3 separate regions of the Homo sapiens genome follow, and all the other regions are linked to region 3. Evidence: chromatin contacts called from ENCODE Hi-C or POLR2A ChIA-PET data. All regions are on one chromosome and are shown on one strand. Each heading gives the region's core, a stretch centred on a gene start or an enhancer-like site at or near the end of the contact. The rest is flanking DNA. Distances are from core to core; before and after follow the strand shown. Region 1 has its middle 120 kb from the start of RDUR. Region 2 has its middle 98 kb from the start of RDUR. Region 3 overlaps NXPE3 (neurexophilin and PC-esterase domain family member 3).

Region 1 (3,510 bases), core at 301-2,800, 250 kb after region 3:
CAGAGAAACACATTCAATAAATACATGTTTGGTGCCTGCTATGTACAAGTCACTCATCCTGGGAGTCACTGGGGATATGGCAGTGAACAAAATAAACAAAAATCTCTGTTCTTAAGGACCTTAGAGTATAGTGGTAGAGACCTATTATAAATACAAGGTGTATATGAAATAGCTGATGAATACTATGAAAAAAAGCAGAAAAGAAGAGTAGTAAGTGGCAGGAGAGGGATGGTTGCAATTTCAAAAAGATTTAAGGAAGGCTCACTGAGTTGTGGCATTTGGCCAAAGACCCAAAGGAAGCAAGGGAGTGAGGCACACTGATGGCTTCTAGGGCAAAAGTGTTCTTGGTTGAGAGAACAGCAGTGCCAAAATCCTGAGGTGGGAGTGTGTCTGATGCATTGGAGAACAGAAAGAAGACAAGTGTGTTCAGTATAGAGTGGATGGGAGGGAGGAGAAAAGGTCAGGTACCTAACAGGGAGTCAGACTGCACAGGGTCTTTCAGCCATTGAAAGACCTTTGGTTTGGGAAGCCTTTAGGGAGGGGAGAGGGTAGAACAAAAGAAAGGCAGGATCTGGCCTACATTTATATGGGTCACTCTGGCCACTGTGTTGAGCATAGAGTTTGGGGGCAAAGTTCTGAAGGAAATCCTAAAAAGATATTTATTTGTTAATGGGAGTGGAGTTCATGATGTTTGGAGTTGAGAGTTGTATGAAGGGTGGGCAGGGTTGACAGCCTGCACAATATGGACTACACAGATTCCAAAGATGCCATGCCCATGGGCAAGCTGTTCATGGGTAACTCTGGTAATAAGGCCATGCTCTAGAAAGAGTACAACATGATGTCTGGTATGGGCTTGGGACCTGTGGGGCGGTACCTGCTGTCTGCTTTGGGGTTGAGGCAGTCAGTCCCTCAGAGGTCCTGTGCTACAGTTCGGATATTTGGCCCTCCAAGCTGCAGGTTGAAATCTGATCCCCAGTGTTGGAAGTGGGGCCTAATGAGACATGTTTGGGTCATGGAGGTGGATCCCTTACGAATGGTTTGGTGCTGTCCTCTCCGTAATGAGTGAGTTCCCTTCTCACTCTAGTAGTTCTCTGGAGAGCTGATTATTAAAAAGAGTCTGGCACCTCCTCTTCTCTCTCTCTTGCTTCCTCTTACCATGTATTCTGCCTGTGCCAGCTCCCTTTCCCTTTCTGCCATGAGTAGAGGCAGCTTGAGGCCCTCACCAGGTGCAGACGCTGGCTCCATGCTTCTTGTACAGTTTACAGAATTGTGAGCCAAGTAAACCGGTTTTCTTTATAAATTATCCAGCCTCAGGTATTCCTCTATAGCAAAACAAATGGACTAAGACCCCCCTGTGATTGGAGCAACTTGTTGAGGCTAGCTAGTAAAGGGGACAACTGCCCACGGAGGAGTTCTTTCTTCCTGAGTGAATGGGTCAGACTCGTTTTTAAAAAATTTCTGTGGTGCTCATGTCTGAGGGAATTTGAGCAAAATGTCATGGGCAGCAGACCACAGCTGGGTGGTTCCCACTAGAGAAATTCTACTTTATTCCTTCATTAGTACTAATGAAACTCACTCTGTGAAAGGAAATCACATGACGAGACCACAGCTGTTTCACCGAAAGTGCCACTAACTTGAGCTGTAAAGCTGTTCATAACCTTTAACCTGGAGCTGAGGCTTCAATAAAATAAGCCCCAAATAAACAACCAAAGAAGTAATTGCACAGACATGTTTCAAATTTAACACTGAGAATTTATAACCTAAAATGATCCAAGTGTTCAAGAAGAAAGTAATAGCTAAACAAATCACAAAAAAATATATATATAAAATAAGAAGATGGAATGCCACAGAGACATTAGAAATAAAATCTCTGGGGGTTCTTTTGGTGAAATGAAAAGTACCTAAGAGGGCCGGGCACGGTGACTCACGCCTGTAATCCCAGCACTTTGGGAGGCCGAGGCGAGTGGATCATGAGGTCAAGAGATCGAGACCATCCTGGCCAACACGGTGAAACCCGTCTCTACTAAAAATACAAAAATTAGCTGGACGTGGTGGCACATGCCTGTAGTCCCAGCTACTCAGGAGGCTGAGGCAGGAGAATCGCTTGAACTGGGAGGTGTAGGTTGCAGTGAGCGGAGATCACGCCACTGCACTCCACCCTGGTAACAGAGCCAGACTTCATCTCAAAAAAAAAAAAAAAAAAGTACATGAGATTATTTAGGTGAATAATGTAAAACAAAAAATTGAATGTTTGTATAATTATACCTATTATCTCAAATATGTGTACTCACTGGCAGATGGATTTAGAGAAATAGAGTTTATAAATGAATTTGGAGAAATAAAAATTGAGCTTAAACTCACGGGTTGTTTTATGTAAAGTGATTAGATTGTAAACATAAATATAAAAAATAAAGTCTTCAGAGGAGATGGGGGAGGTAGGCAGCTTCAGTGCAGAATAAGGCTGCTGACTCTCCGTCCTTATACACTACTTAGACTGTTAGTACTCTTCAGTAAAGTGTATTTATCTTTATTACTTTTCAAATAGAACAAGTTTACCTTTTATTATGAAAATAATGTATTATTATTATTTTAATTCAAAGAGTACAGGAACACTTAAAAGAGAAAGTACAACTAACCATGAATCTTACCATCTATGGTGATTCATATTTTAAATATCAGAAAAAAGGCACCTATGCCTCATCTTCCTCATTAATATGGCCTATTCACTATGTGCTGAGAAGACTAAGGAAGAAGCAGATAAGGCGAGAGCCCTTGATTATTAGCCTTGAAAGCCCACCAGAATAGGAGGGAATATTCCCAGGTTGCTGTGTACTTGGTCACTGATGACTCATCTCTGTCCCAAAGGCCATGTGCAGCTCTGTCAGCTCTATGAACAGCCCTACCACTGGATTTCAGAATGAAAGATTAGAAAGCCACCTTTGTGTGCCTTCTTTGTAAGCAAACTTATATATTTACATTGTGGAAAAGTGGTGCCAAGTTTAATGAGTTAAATTCCTCTGTTTAGTAAAGATAGTGACATATAAGAATATACTTTTTTTCCTCCAAGGGGCTCAATGAATGTGTAAAGTAAGTTTTTTGGGGGGCAGGGGATAATATTTAAAATATAGACCATCACAGCTGGTAGAATTTTACTTTCTCCTTTAAATATTACTGTACTGTTTGATTTTTTAAAAATGAGTGCATTATTTTTACAATGAAAGGTAAATTTGTCCTGTTTGAAAAAAATGCACCGAGTCAATATTTTTATTTTTCCTAAATTGACCCTTATAAATATTAATAGATCAGATCACATAAAATTAAAAATCTCTGTGACAACCTTCCCCAACCCAATAAACAATGTTTAAAGATTGATGACAAACTGGGACTATCAATTATTATTTAAAATACATAAAATAATTTATAAATCACAAAGAATATAATGAAAAAAGGTCCAGAGATATTAATAGACACAAAAATTTGAATTGGCCATAGACATGAAAAAAAGCAAAA
Region 2 (3,217 bases), core at 185-2,684, 230 kb after region 3:
GAAAACGGAGACCTTAATTTGCTTTTCGTCAGTTACCTGGCACAGCTAGCCTTCTCTGCATTTCTTTAAAGATTCTTGAGATTCTTTCCTGTCTCACTCTCTCAAAGAAAATAAGTATAAGTGAATTACCACTAAGTACAAAGAACATTAAATTTAAACTTGCATGTTTCTAATGGGAATTACCATTTCCAAAGCAATGAGTGTGTGTGACTGTGTGTTTATGTTCATGTCAACATAAATATGTGTTTATGTTGGAGAAAAGTTTACGGCAGAAGAAGGTACCAGTGGCTTACTTTTATTCTCCCATGGTGTCTGAGGACCAGGAAAGAGTTAGAGAAACAAGCCTCCATAAACGCAACATATGGAGTTAGAACCTCACTATGTTGAGCTTGCTTTTAACTTTATTTTCTACTTCTAGTTCTTATTGGCCAGAGTATAGGCTTTTAATGGGGAAGACTTATAGACCGAAAGAAATCAAGAATCTGCTGCCTTCATAGAACTCATTTCTACATTGCAAATCCTGAGTATGTTGACTTCAAGACCAATTAAAACAAAACCAAATTAAATAAACAAAAACAGCTCCAAACGCCAATGGTTATTTCAGACCACAGAGGGGTAAATAAAAGCTTGAATGCTTAAAACCATTGGTTTTGATAAAAGTTATTAGAATTGATGATGCCTCTGCCAAAAATTCACAGTGCCATTGGCTGATATGGCTTTCCCCCCAATTAAAGCTTTCATCTTTAAATGATCTGTGAATAGACAAGACCACATAGTTTATACTTGTTGAAAATGCTACCACATTCCCTTTTTTTTTGGACAAGGTCCTGCTCTGTGGCCCAGACTGGAGTGCAGTGGTATGACCATAGCTCACTGCAGCCTTGAACTCCTAGGCTCATGAGATTTCTTCATCGGCCTCCAGAGTAGCTAGGACTACAGGCCCAAACTAGCACACTGGGCTAATTTTTAAGTTTTTTTTTTTTCTAGAGAGAGTGTCTCACTATGGTGCCCAGACTGGTCTTAAACTCTTGGCCCCAAGATATCCTCACCTCAGCCCTCAGCCTCCCAAAGTGTTGGGATTACAGGCATGAACCACCATGCTTAGCCCCACATTTCTTTTTTCTTTCTTTGTTTCTTTTTTTTTTTTTTTTTTTAACCTTTGTAAGCTTGACATTGTAAAGATTCTTCTAAATTAAGCTATGAGGTTTGCTATTTTGGGCACCCTTCTCGGCAAGCCCATGCCTTGTGACATTACTTCTGCTTTGTTTACCAATAGTGTGTGTCAGGGCTGCTGGTTGTGGCAAACTCAGCCACAAGAGAAGAAGCTGAGAGAACTTTATCTCTCTCACTTGAAGGCACCAACATACTGGAAGGGGAATCTGGAAGATCCGGTGGTCATAAGACATATCATTTATGCATGGTAACTTCTCTCCTAATGAAGTTTAGCAACTAAGATTGTTTCTGGTTTCAGTCTGAAAGAAGGTTCCTATTCATGAAGTACTTCTTGTGTGAAACGGCACACAGTCATCATTTACTTCACAGCTGAACTTTGGTATGAGCTGCTTAACTGCTTTCTTTGACAATAGTTTTTAACCTATTTGCATATTTCCATCAGATTAATCTTTCCAAATCATGGTTCTGATTGTCAGGATAATGATGTATCTACAACTCCTGCCCAAGATAGAATTTCCTTCCTTCCTTCCTTCTTTCCTTCTTTCCTTCCTTCCTTCCTTCCTTCCTTCCTCCCTTCCTCCCTGTCTTTTCTTTCTTTCTTGGAGTCTTGCTTCTTTGCCTAGGCTGGAGTGCAGTGGTGTGATCTCAGCTCACTGCAACCTCTGCCTGCCAGGTTCAAGTGATTCTCCCACCTCAGCCTCTCAAGTAGCTGGGACTACAGGTGCATGCCACCATGCCTGGCTAATTTTTGTATTTTTAATAGAGATGGGGGTTTCACCATGTTGGCTAGATTGGTCCTGAACTCTTGACTTCAAGTGATCTGTCTGCCTTGGCCTCTCAAAGTGCTGAGATTATAGTCTTGAGCCACCACACCAGGCAGAATTTGCTTTCTATCTGGAAGAGTGAAGGAAAAAAAATCATATTTCTACTTTATCATCATTGAATATTTTCTTAATTGGAAAAAGCCTTACAGATAAATATTACTCCTTGGCAAAGAAAGCAATTGCCATTATAATACATCTTCGGGAGAGGGATATCCAAACTAATACTCAATTTACCAGGTAATCTCAAATTTTGTTCAGTTGACATTTGTTGAAATTATTTTACTATTGTCTACTTCATGTTTTCAGTCTGGCACAGAGGAATCACAGTATAAACACAATGTAGATTATATGTACAACTGAACAACAGATGTTAGGTAAACTTGTATTTTCAACATTCCATAAAGTTATCCTGAGATAACCATTTTTTAAAAATTAAAATTATTATAGTATGTAGTCTATTCACTTGTGACATAAAGAGCTAGTGCTCACCAAACATTGTATGTGTTTCCATTTATTTTCTAGCCTCTTTTGCCTTTCAGTTGGGGCCACATGCCTAGTTCTGGCCAGTGAATAATAAGTGGAAGAGGGGGCGGTTCCAAGATGGCCAAGTAGGAACAGTTCCAGTCTACAGCTCCCAGCACGAGCAATGCAGAAGACAGATGATTTCTGCATTTCCAACTGAGGTACCAGGTTCATCTCACTGGGGATTGTCAGACAGTGGGTGCAGGACAGTGGGTGCAGTGCACCAAGTGTGAGCCGAAGCAGTGTGAGGCATTGCCTCACCCGGGAAGCACAAGGGGTCAGGGAATTCCCTTTCCTAGCCAAGAAAAGGGGTGACAGACGGCACCTGGAAAATCAGGTCACTCCCACCCATATACTGCACTTTTCCGATGGTCTTAGCAAATGGCACACCAGGAGATTATATCCCGCACCTAGCTTGGAGGGTCCTATGGCCACGAAGCCTCGCTTGTTGCTAGCACAGCAGTCTGAGATCAAACTACAAGGCGGCAGTGAGGCTGGGGGAGGGGAACACGCCATTGCTGAGGCTTGAGCAGGTAAACAAAGTGGCCAGGAAGCTTGAACTGGGTGGAGCCCACCGCAGCTCAAGGAGGCCTGCTTGCCTCTGCAGACTCCACCTCTGGGGGCAGGGCATAGCCAAACAAAAGGCAGCAGAAACCTCTGCAGACTTAAATGTCCCTGTCTGACAGCTTGGAAGACAG
Region 3 (3,463 bases), core at 836-3,335:
ATAATTCTGAGTTTTGCTATTTATTGTTATTTTATTTTTATTTTTTTGAGACAGGGTCTTGCTCTGTTACCTAGGCTGGAGTGCAGTGGCGCAATCTTTACTCACTGCAGCCTTGATCTCCTAGGCTCAATTGATCCTCCCATCTCAGCCTCCCGAGTAGCTGGGACTACAGGCACACACCACCACACCTGGCTGATTTTTGCATTTTTTTTTTGCAGAGACAAATTTTTGCCATGTTGCCCAGGATGGTCTTGAATTCTTGAGCTCAAGCAATCCTCCCACCTTGGCCTCCCAAAGTGCTGGGATTACAGACATGTGCACGGCCGAGTTTTGCTATTTAAGCTCATGTAAAAGTTTTCTTCTCTTGCCAGCCCTCTTCTGTTTGGCTCCTCAAGAGTCTTTTGAACAACCTTGTCCAATATGATAGCAACTAGTCACTTGTAGTGATTCAAATTTAAATCAATTAAGATTAAATAAAATTCAAAATCTAGTTATTTAATCACACATGCCCAATAACTATATGTAGACAGCATTTTATGTAGAATTTATCCATCATCTCAAAAAGTTGTGTTGGACATTGCTGCTCTAGAGATATGGGTAAAATTATCATGGAAATGTTTAAATCATCACAAAAAGTTGTGTTGGACATTGCTGCTCTAGAGATATGGGTAAAATTATCATGGAAATGTTTAAAATAACATTGGGTTGGAGAATAGCAGCTCTTCTCAAAGTGTGGTCTGTGGATCAGTGGCATCAGCATTACCAGGCAACCTGATAGAATTGCAAATTCTCAGGTCCTATCTCAGATGACTGAAACAGAAACCCTGGCTGGTGGGGCTGAGCAAGAAAGTTTTAACAAACTTTTCGGGTGACTCTGATTTATTGGTGTAGAATATTAATAGTAAAAGAACAAAATTCAGAGCAGTAAATGTAAATTTTGCAGAATAGATATAATTAGCTATCGTGATTTTTAGAAAGAAGGGATGAATGTTACTAGTGAGGCTTATGCAGATGGCGGGCAAGGTCCTTCTAGCTTTTAAAAGTATATTAACTAATAGTACTGCACTCTGCAGATGTTGGCAAACCCTTTTGCTGCAGGGGCTTGATATTTAATACCTGTGGATCAAGCAGAGTGGATATTAGCCACAAGCCTTGTATGAGTGGTGGGGAAGGAACTGAAGAGCAAGGACCATCTCAAGGGGCAGCCTCTTTTCAGTTTCTGCTGCTTTGTTACCATGTAGAAACAAACCCTGTATGCCCAGCTCCGTAGATTTGTTTTTCCAAGAGAAACCAGAAACTTTGATTTTTTAACTGTGATATCTCCATATTTTAGAACATTGACATCCAATTCAAGACTTTGAAAATATTGTATGGGCTAAATAAAATCTGTTTGGCCCATATGCAGCCAGGGCACTGCCAGTTTATATCTCTTGTCTCTAGTATCATATGCCACAAGAATTCCCAGTCTTTTCCTGATGAAGAGCTGTTTTTGATTTACTTGAACCAAATGAATTACTAATTTTAGAGGATATATATATATATATATATATATATATATATATATATGAGACATTTATCTTTTATCTGTTTGGGCCTCAACCCTGAGGTCAAGATGTCAGTAGACAAGGTGTCCTTCAGTAGTACTGCGCTCTAAACACTCTCCATGTCCGACATCTTCAGGAGGCCCTGTCTCCCACTACTGGATCTGTCCTTCTTCTCACAGACTCGACTGGCTTGCCCTTATTGTGATGTCCCTAGGTGTCCCAGGGATGGTCAGTGGGAGGAACTTTGGAAAGTTTACCTGTACCTGACAAGTCTTGAGGATTAGCCAGGAAGTGGCTGTGGGTTTATGATGTACTCTTCTGGTTAGAGGGAAGATAGATTTGGTAATTAGTGAGCCTTTTGATATATTTTTAGAGGAAGAAAGTAACTATGAATTAGTAGGAGCAGAATATCCTGGTTTTGAATAGGAAAACCATCTTGTTGTAACAGGTATATAACTGGAAAGAAAAGAGAAGGGCAATTGATTTATGGACTATGGAAGGAACCCAGCTTGGCAGAACTTCATTGAATTTCACTCTGTGGACCAGCAGGGGGCATTCAAAGACCCTAAATCAAGGGCTCATAATTTTTTTTCCTTCTTTTGCTTCATTCTATGCAAACATTCTGTTTCTGCTTAAACTTTCACCAACTAATTTTAGCATTCATCAAGGTTCATCAGATCTTGCCTGTGGCAATGATTTCTGTGGAATTCTAATTGTGACTTTTAATGTCTCTCATTCTTTCAACATTTATTAGTTGGAATTCTTTTGCAAAGAAGAGTTGTCCCTTCTTCATTTTAAGTATTTATATCAGTGTAGACTCATGAAAATTTCATTCCTTGGAATGAAGGAAAAAAAATTATAATCCAATCCAATTCAATCATTATTTTATTTGCTTTTATTTTTGCTCAAATTGTTCCAGTTTTGGCAGTTGGGGAACACTTTCAGTTTGGCTTCTTTGTGCCCTTTTGTCATCCTGTGTGCTGTCATCCTTTTGTTTGTTTTGAGCACTTCCTTAGTTTCTGGCACCACAAGATATTTGAGGCTTGTCTTGTATTTTCTTTGCCTTAGCCTTAGAAGGGGTTTACAGTATTTCTACTTTTATTTCACTTATGAATCCTATATTTTGAAGTTTTTTCCCTGTGAAATTGTATTTATGTATTAGCTAATTAATATTCTTACAAGGTAAAACTATTGTTAAGATTCATATTTAGATTGCCTGAGATTGGCAGTGCTACTGCTACTTGTGGGCATAATTCCAGTCAAAAGCAAGGAAAAACAGTTTTTAGTTCTAGCTGACTACCTTTTTAAGAGCAAGCATCTGGTTTATGTCAGGTTTTCCCAGTGCCAGAATTACTGCTGAGTTTTCATTAGTACCTGTAATGTAGTCCCCAGATTATCACAGCTGAGTGGCTCAGGGACCTTGACAGATTCTGACCTCATCAACAACTTGAGGTTATATTTTTTGGGGGAACTTACTGAGAGTTTAGAATAAGACTTGATCTAATAGCAACAGTATAGATAAGAACAATGAAGTTTTACATTTGTGTGTATCTTTGTAGCTATGGCAGGTTGAATACTAAGATGACTTCCAGTGATCTATGCTCTTACATAATCTCCTTCCCCTTGAGTTGTGGCAGCGACATGTAAATATGATGGTATATAATTCCTATGATTTGATTATGTTATATGACAAAGTTGACTTTAAGAGAGTGGCATTATCCTAGGTAGACCTGACCTTAGATCAGATAAGCCCTTAACAGGGGCCATGTTCTTCCTGAAGAAATTCAAAGTGTAAGAAGGATTCCATGTGAGGGAGATTCTTTGTTGTTGGTTTTAAAGATGAAGGGGGCCACATGGCTAGGAATATAGGCAACTTCTAGTAGCTGGAGAGCATCTCCTGGCTGATAACCATCAAGGAA

What was found. Hi-C counts contacts between places; a loop is a spot of excess contacts on that map. ChIA-PET counts read pairs that join two places held with the same protein, here RNA polymerase II (POLR2A). Pooled maps may share reads with other maps.
Region 1: a map of HepG2 shows a loop between it and region 3 (7-fold over the local background). The contact joins two enhancer-like sites. A Hi-C loop is called at or near these places in 3 of 168 maps with a recorded cell type or tissue (Caco-2, HepG2 and naive thymus-derived CD4-positive, alpha-beta T cell), 20 of 37 single-sample maps with no recorded cell type and 7 of 50 pooled maps. POLR2A ChIA-PET finds 5 or more read pairs at or near these places in 2 of 52 experiments (GM12878 and activated naive CD4-positive, alpha-beta T cell).
Region 2: a loop to region 3 is called in a map of GM12878, with 2.6 times the contacts of the local background. The contact joins two enhancer-like sites. A Hi-C loop is called at or near these places in 5 of 168 maps with a recorded cell type or tissue (A673, CD14-positive monocyte, GM12878 and 1 more), 8 of 37 single-sample maps with no recorded cell type and 5 of 50 pooled maps. POLR2A ChIA-PET finds 5 or more read pairs at or near these places in 2 of 52 experiments (A673 and PC-9).

Annotation. Positions count from the first base shown.
Region 1 is chr3:102,058,166-102,061,675 of GRCh38, forward strand. No RefSeq gene overlaps it. Among named protein-coding and RNA genes, the nearest start is that of RDUR, 120 kb to the left of the region's middle. Within about 2 kb of position 1,551, at least 3 of the 41 ENCODE cell types and tissues checked have a DNase peak (open chromatin) inside an H3K27ac peak, as active enhancers do.
Region 2 is chr3:102,037,342-102,040,558 of GRCh38, forward strand. No RefSeq gene overlaps it. Among named protein-coding and RNA genes, the nearest start is that of RDUR, 98 kb to the left of the region's middle. Within about 2 kb of position 1,435, at least 4 of the 41 ENCODE cell types and tissues checked have a DNase peak (open chromatin) inside an H3K27ac peak, as active enhancers do; they include CD14-positive monocyte, where a contact is called at or near this core.
Region 3 is chr3:101,807,291-101,810,753 of GRCh38, forward strand. All of the region lies in intron 6 of NXPE3 (neurexophilin and PC-esterase domain family member 3), which reads left to right. Among named protein-coding and RNA genes, the nearest start is that of NXPE3, 30 kb to the left of the region's middle. Within about 2 kb of position 2,086, at least 5 of the 41 ENCODE cell types and tissues checked have a DNase peak (open chromatin) inside an H3K27ac peak, as active enhancers do; they include CD14-positive monocyte, where a contact is called at or near this core.